Regions from separate parts of the Homo sapiens genome. Here regions 1 and 2 are each linked to region 3. A link is a loop called in an ENCODE intact Hi-C map of the cell type or tissue named here. Cell type or tissue: endothelial cell of umbilical vein. All regions are shown on one strand. Region 1 overlaps SCN7A (sodium voltage-gated channel alpha subunit 7). Region 2 overlaps SCN1A-AS1 (SCN1A and SCN9A antisense RNA 1). Region 3 overlaps SCN1A (sodium voltage-gated channel alpha subunit 1).

Region 1 (2,500 bases), 360 kb before region 3:
ACCCCATATACATATGCATATTACCAAAATTGTCTCCATTTTAAAAATACGGTTGTCAGAAAATGAAACTTGGATCAGTTAACAAACTTTAAAATTATACAAACATTGTATACCCTAAGTGGTTACTCACTGAATGAAAGAAAAGTTTGAATTTTAAGATAAATTTACTTTTTTAATGTCACAATCACAAGTGATGATTTCTTACCTCTCCTGTCTTCATCACTCACATGTTAAAACCTCTTCTGAACAATGTAAAGAAAATTAATAGATTGAATATTATAAAATGGCCAATGTCTGAAAAATGTAAAGAAAATAGATTGAATATTATAAAAGGCCGGTGTTCAATCTTTTGTACCTGAAATGGAAATCCCATAATGCTCGACCTAATAGAAAAAAATGGAGTCTGTGACCACCACAAGTAGTATAAGTATGTAGCTATACAGTGACCCATTGTATACAGAAATGGGAGAATACGTTCAAATGTACCTTTTATTTTATAATACATTTATGTGTTTTTGCATTTTTATTTACATAGATTTTTTTCATATCAGTCTGCCACTTTAATTACTACGTAATATCACATATTCATTGCTATGGTAGAATCCAGTGAGAAAATTATTAACGTTTAACCTTTATCCCTATAGTTTATTGTATTATGTGTTACATTTAAACTGTTATTAATTAAGAAACCATAACACTTAAACTCCTTCCACTTGGTGAAATGTGGATGTTTATTTTTCTCTATAAATACAAACAGAAATATAAATGATTTTAAATATGTATTTTATTTAAAAAAATAATTTCAGAAATTTTAATAATTTCACTTTTATGATTGTGTAAAGTACTTAAGTACATTAGTTATATTTGTATATGTATACTTAGCCCGTGATTCATTATAATATTCTTGTAATTCATACAAATGTATCGTTGACTCATTATAATAGTACTTAGGCCTGATCTATCTGTTTCTTAAATACATTTGATTTATTTGTGTTGGGAAATTAATATTTTGATTATGTAGTAAATACATAAAATTCCAAATGTGGCAAAATTCCAATTATACACCTCAAAAACAAAAAATCTAAAATAGTAATTGTAACATATAATAAGAAACAGACTTCATTTAACCATATCATGAAGATCCACAAGGTGGTGATATTGCCCAGTGCTTTTAAACCAAAATAAGGTGGCAAATAAGCTGAAAATAAGGTGGTTGAATGGTTTGATAAGATTGAAGTTAAAATGACAAAACAGCCTAGGCACGGTGGCTTACACCTCTAATCCTAGCAATTTGGGAGACCGAGGCCAGCAGATTGCTTGAGCTCAGGAGTTTGAGACGAGCCCGGGTAACACAGTAAGACCCTGTCTCTACAAAAAATACAAAAATTAGCCAGGTGTGGTGTGTGCAAGTGTAGTCCCAGCTACTTGAGATGCTGAGGTGAGATGAGGTGAGAGGATCACCTAAGGCTGGGAGGTCGAGGCTGCAGTGAGCCGAGATTGCTCCACTGCACTCCAGACTGGGTGACAGAGTGAGACTGTCTCAAAAAAAAAAAAAAAAGACAGCCACATTTCCAGTATAAATACAGTTTAGTGATAGGAAAACATTATAGAATATTCTGACATGTAAACTACAGAGGGCCTATTTACTCAAAATACACATGCACACACACACACACCCCCCTAAGTAAATATGTAACTAAAATAAACTCTTTTTTATTTTCAAAAAACGGGATAATACCAGTTCTTTTTCCTAATAAGTTTAGACATATAGGGAGGAAAAAAAAGTAACAAAATCAGCAAGTTGTCTGCCCCAATTTAGAGAAAAGGAGGAAGAGATTTGCCAGGGAAACTGACTCTGTCAGAAATTAGGCCCTGTACCATTTAATGCTGTACATTCATTAGAATGGCAATGAAACAATGGCTGTGGACAATTCAAGGTCAGGAAAATAGTAGCCATGCTTAGGTCAAAGTCAGGTTCAGACCTGAAGCCTCATCTCCACCTCTGGAAGTTCTGTAAATTATCTCTGAAGATATATCATTGAGTATATTAGGAAGTTACATGCTTACAAAATTAATGATTTATGTATTTAATAAGTTTAAGGTCTTAGGTGCTGTCTACTTTTCAAATATATGTGTCAACTATATCCACTCTTTTTATTCTTTATATGTAGATTTTCTAAAAGACATGGCATTTTTCTTCAGCAGAACAATTAATGGACCTTTCAAAATATTTAAAAGTATTAACAAAAGATCTGTGATCTAGTTTTAGAAATAAAAGTGTTACTGAAATCATAGTTAAAAGCCTAAATATTAATTCAAAGACAGGCAACTATGGAACATAAGGAAGAGTATGCAGGCAAAAGGATTAGTATCTAGTAATGGCTGAAGGAAGGGAAGGTTAGAATGGTAGAAAACAGAATCAGTGGTGCCTCAGGAAGAAAGTGAAAGAAGGTCAGGAGAGGGAAATCAAAAGTATAAAATTAAGAGAGGCCAGGCACAG
Region 2 (2,500 bases), 120 kb before region 3:
TTGCTAGGGATCTAGATTGCATGGTCCATATAAGACTCTAATGCCTGATGATCTGTTACTGTCTCCCATCATCCCCAGATAGGACCTCTGGTTGCAGGCAAACAAGCTGAGGGCTCTCACTGAATCTACATTATGGTGAGTTATATAATTATTTCACTATGTATTAGAATGTAATAATAATAGAAATAAGGTGCACAATAAATATAATGTGTTTCCCATCATCCCAAAACCATACCCACCTCCCCAGTCCATGGAAAGATTACCTTCCACTAAACCGGTTCCTGGAGCCAAAGAGGTTGGGGGCCACTGTTGTATAGTATCTCACAGGCGTTCTCTGGATGTCTTGAATTTGCATATCAGCCTGTAGTGATTGCGGAAAATTTTGTGAACTACATCCTCAAATGTGTTTTCCAAGTTGCTTACACTCTCCTTTTCTTTCAGAAATGCCAATGAGTCACAGGTTTGGTCTCTTTACAAAATCCCATATTTCTCAGAGGTTTTGTTAACTTTTGAAATTCTTTTTTTTTTTCTTTGTTTTTGTCTGACTGGGTTTATTTGAAGGACAAGTCTTCAGGATCTGACATTCTTTCCTCATGTTGGTCTATTAGGTTGTTAATAGTTCCAAGTATATTATAAAATTCCTGTAGTAAGTTTTTCAATTCCAGAAATTCCGTTTGGTTCTTTCTTAAAATGGTTATATCATCTTTCCACTCTTGGAATGTTTTACTTGCTTCCTTGGATTGTGTTTCAGCGTCTCCAGAATCTCGTTGACCTTCTTTGCCATCCAGATTCTGAATTCTGTATCTGTCAGGGCTGGTGTTCCTATAGCTTTTGGAAGTTGCTGTCACTTAGACAAAGCTTTTGTTTTTATATTATATCCCTAGAGGGTTTGACTTTGGTTTATGTTGAGTATGATCTACTGTCTTCATTTTTTTTTTTTTTTTTTTTGTACTTTCAAAGGCCGAGGCTCTGTGCCTGATCTTTTTTTTTGTGGCTAGATTCCTGCATTGGATTTCACCAGCAATGTGCACTGGGAGAATTTTTATTTGGTGGTGTAATCCAGGCTTGATCCAGTAGATGGCGACGGCGCGTAATATTAATAGTAAGGGCTGGCAGATAGGCTCTTAGGCGCTCACCTGTTTTGTATTTCAGTGCATTTGCAGCGGTACTCTCGGGTGTGGGAGATGGGGGAGGCACGAGATGACCCTGTCACCAAGTCCATGGGCCTTGCGGGGACCCCCTCCAATCATTGGGCGGCACTAGCCTTTCCTTAGCCCGAGGGGCCCTGGTTGCCTGCACTTCTCCGTTCCTTAGGGGTGGCCCTAACCCATGGTTGTTAGGTTGTTATGATCCAGCTCCCTGGATCTCATAGCAACCTAACAACCTTAGGTGCCCACTGGTCCCCTGTACTTTGCAGAGTCAGGGCAGTTTGTAGGATACATCTGTGGTTTATGTTTTGATGCAGTGGGTCAAAGGTGGAGGATCCCTGGGTAGGGCAGGATTGCCATGGTTGTGCAACCGGTGTGGCCCCCATGGCCCAGGGTTCTTTGCCCAGCAGACAGTTGTGGGGTCTGCGCAGCTCACGCTCCCCCAACCAGGTCTCTTTCCGGGGTCTGCCCCAGTAGCTGGACCAAACCAGCTAGTTTTGTCCCAAGCATTCTGCACCCGGATCACTGGGTTAATTGTTCCCATCTGTGGGGCTCCCTCAGGCAGAGCTCGCAAGCAGGCTACACCCTTCCCGGGCTGGTCTTGTGGAGGGAGGCACACCCAGCTCCGGCGCCGGCCCTTGAGCATATATGCCTCTCTCAGTGCTCTGAGAGTGGGGGCTCCTCCTCCGCTTGAGCTTCAGCGACAGATTTCAGCTCCATATTCCTTAGCTGTGTGCTCAAATGTTTGGGTATTGGGACCAGGCCCATTGATCGCCAGGGTTGATTTGGCTGATCTCGCTGGCTAGGCAGGTGTCCCCTTCCTCCTTCACCGCCCCAGGTGCGAACCTCCCAAAGCTGCCCGCTCTGCCGAAGAGGATGACCATCTCCAACAGAAGGATAGAGGAGAACCAGTCTTCGGTCAAGGATATACAAGTAGCTGCGCTCCCCTGCTAGGACCTCCAAACAAGCTTTCCAATGCCTGTAGGGGTCGTGGGATCTCTTGTAGCTAGGATTTCAGAGGTCAGTGGCGGGAGTGTTCTTTCACTTCCTTAGGACCTGGAAGCCTAGAACACTTAGGACCTGGAAGTGTTCTTTCACTTCCTTAGGACCTGGTCCTTTCACTTCATTAGGACCAGTTAAGGGCTGGGAGCCGGTTCTGACATTTGGCAACTCCGTGCAGGGTCCCAGCTTCCTCCCTCTTCCACCTCGTTGTCTGCATCGCCTCTCTATTTACTTTCAGTGTTTTCTCTCAAAAGATCTGTTCAAAGTGCGATGGCTTATTTCATATTTTGATTTCTCTTGCTGGGAGCGTAGCTTCCCGGCTCAATCTAGTTGGCCATCTTCTCCCCTCT
Region 3 (2,500 bases):
CTTAGGAAAATAGCTATTAAGATTTTGGTACATTCATATCCTTTTTCAAGTGATTAATATTAACTATTTGTACATGATCTGTAAGCACTTTATAGCTAAATATCAAATTAAGTTGGGAAATGTCCATATTATATAGTTTTCATCACTCTCATTTTGCATCTTTGTCATATTAGCCTCATTCTTAAAGTTCATTAATCACATAGACATTACTGAAACATGTACTCTTTAACATTTTATATATTATATATAAACATGTATTTATGTACTTTTGTTATCTTTCTAAAAACACTTATATGTATTGAATCCTACAAATCTAAAGTAAGATAACCATGTTTACCTCTACCATCTTTATACAAAGTTTGTGATGGTGTAGAATTTTCAGTGAGCAATGATATGATAACAGAAAAATCTACTTCCAGACTCAAGTTTATCCATAGTTATGATATAAAACACTTCAGTGTATCTTAGAATAAACCTTTAAGTATATTTTCTGTCAGAGAATGTCAGGAGTCTTTGGCCAGTACTTAGTTAATTCTTGAAATTTCCTGATGATTTTTGTGAAGGAAGTACTGGAATATTGGCTGAATTTCAAATTCAAGTCATGAGTTATGATGCTGCCATGCAAAACTGTTTGCTTAGTAAAGACTCCGGAAGTTAATGAGAGAAGTTGGCATATATTTCCAAATGGTCTTAAGGGATTTGGTTTCATGATTCCCATTGGTGTTAAAAAGGACTCCACGACTAAATTCATTTGTTAATCAATTTAGGAAAACAATTCACTTCTGATTGTATCTTGTTTGATAGCTTTGACAATAATAGATATTAAAATACCATTATAATTATCATAAGCTCATACTTTTTTTTAAAGGATTCTAAAATTTGAACGGCCATTCTAATTTTAATATGACAGCAAGAAATTTCTTTAGTGGTATAAATATGCTATTACTAAAATTAAAAGATTTGAAACATAAAAATCATATGATAGGGTTTTTATACTTAGGGAAGTTTCCTTGTCCCAGTTTGTATTCCTAGCGCCATCATGTGGTCATTTGATGAAAACTTTCTTTTTCAATTATGGAAAATTTTTGTTTTGGCAGTAAACTATAGTGGAAAGAATATTGGATCTTAATGTAGGAAACTTATATTCTAGTCCTGGACCCTTTATCTGATTCCTCTAGAGCTTAGTAAGGCCTTATTTCCCTGATTTTTAAAATATAGTGATAAACTAATTTTTAGGGTCCCTTTCAGTTTTATAATTCTGTTATGTCTGTTCATTTGTTTTAGCTACCACTTAGAGTATATTTACTTACGTACCGTGACTGTTCCAAGCATTTCCAATACATTAACTCATTTAATCTGCATGTAGAAATGGTTACATTACAAAATGAGTACATTATTAGCTCCATTGTAGAGAAGTAGGAAGAGATACAAGGCAATGGCACAGAGAGGTTGAGTCTCTTGGCCAACATCACTTTGCTATGTTGAATTTTAATTACATTCCCATCATGTTAAGTGTCAACCTTCAAGAATATTCACTTTTAATGTTATCGAATCCTGCTGCACTTGTATAAACTCAGTCAAAATAGAGCAACCCAACAATTAGCATCGTGCTGTACTTTGACTACAAATTGTTTTCATGCGTTGAACTGTGTTGGATAAGATGTGTTTAAGAAATTACAATATTGCAGATAAGTGGCCTTCCTCAACAATTTACTAGTTTATTCACCTGAATGAGCTCAAGTCAATACTTTCTGCTGAAAAACTGTGCAACTCCAGGTAGCACAAAAATAGTCTTCCCACTGAAGTTCTCTGGGAGGTGAATATATTGATTTAATAATAGTTGTAAAAACAACACCTTATACTGATATAATGCTTTCATATACATTACCTCATTTAATCTATACAAATACTCAGTGAAGGTGATATTATTACCCACATTTTACACATGAAGAAATTGAAATGTAAGGAGATTAGAAGACTTGCCCACAATGCATTTATCCCTGAATTTTGGCTAAGCTGCAGTTTGGGCTTTTCAATGTTAGCTTTTTGTAATATAACACTTGGATTTTGATTTTCTTTTGTGTGTTCCTTAACAATAACCTACATTATTCAGCATGCTAATTATGTGCACTATTTTGACAAACTGTGTGTTTATGACAATGAGTAACCCTCCTGATTGGACAAAGAATGTAGAGTAAGTTCAACTTATATTTTTAATAACATATATACATTTGGGATTTTGAAACTGTGTCTTAATGTAGTCTTAAAATAAAACTGAAGAGCATTTTATTAAAGTCATTCCTAGACAAAATTACGCAGCAAGAGGACAATGCTCATTGGCCCTCAGGCCTGCTGGCGTTATACTGATTATCACTCTCTTTTGCCTGTACCTGGTGTTCACCTGAAGACCACCACTCTTGGACATTTACCCCTTTTTCTTTAAAATCTACAGTAGCCAAACCAAATGTGGTCAAAGCAATTGCAGAAAAGAGCCAATATG

The links. Hi-C counts contacts between places; a loop is a spot of excess contacts. Peaks named below come from ENCODE experiments on the same cell type or tissue, not always from the same donor. Only the 100,000 strongest peaks of a DNase experiment are listed, where the experiment ranks them.
Region 1: it touches region 3 in a loop (7-fold over the local background); 13 of 110 quality-filtered maps call a loop at or near these places.
Region 2: a loop joins it to region 3, with 6 times the contacts of the local background. A loop is called at or near these places in 24 of 110 quality-filtered maps.

The regions. Positions count from the first base shown.
Region 1 is chr2:166,418,420-166,420,919 of GRCh38, reverse strand. The region is part of intron 20 of SCN7A (sodium voltage-gated channel alpha subunit 7); the gene reads left to right. Among named protein-coding and RNA genes, the nearest start is that of SCN9A, 44 kb to the right of the region's middle. In endothelial cell of umbilical vein, a CTCF peak has its summit at 1,149 (motif pointing right); a DNase peak (open chromatin) is centred at 1,159.
Region 2 is chr2:166,180,346-166,182,845 of GRCh38, reverse strand. All of the region lies in intron 3 of SCN1A-AS1 (SCN1A and SCN9A antisense RNA 1), which reads right to left. It also overlaps the pseudogene RN7SKP152. Among named protein-coding and RNA genes, the nearest start is that of SCN1A, 54 kb to the right of the region's middle. In endothelial cell of umbilical vein, a CTCF peak has its summit at 1,092 (motif pointing right); a DNase peak (open chromatin) is centred at 1,075.
Region 3 is chr2:166,056,105-166,058,604 of GRCh38, reverse strand. SCN1A (sodium voltage-gated channel alpha subunit 1) reads left to right here. Exons shown (of 29, transcript NM_001165963.4): 5 at 1-35; 6 at 2,105-2,194. Among named protein-coding and RNA genes, the nearest start is that of SCN1A-AS1, 24 kb to the left of the region's middle. In endothelial cell of umbilical vein, a CTCF peak has its summit at 1,017 (motif pointing left); a DNase peak (open chromatin) is centred at 614; H3K27ac peaks cover 669 bases.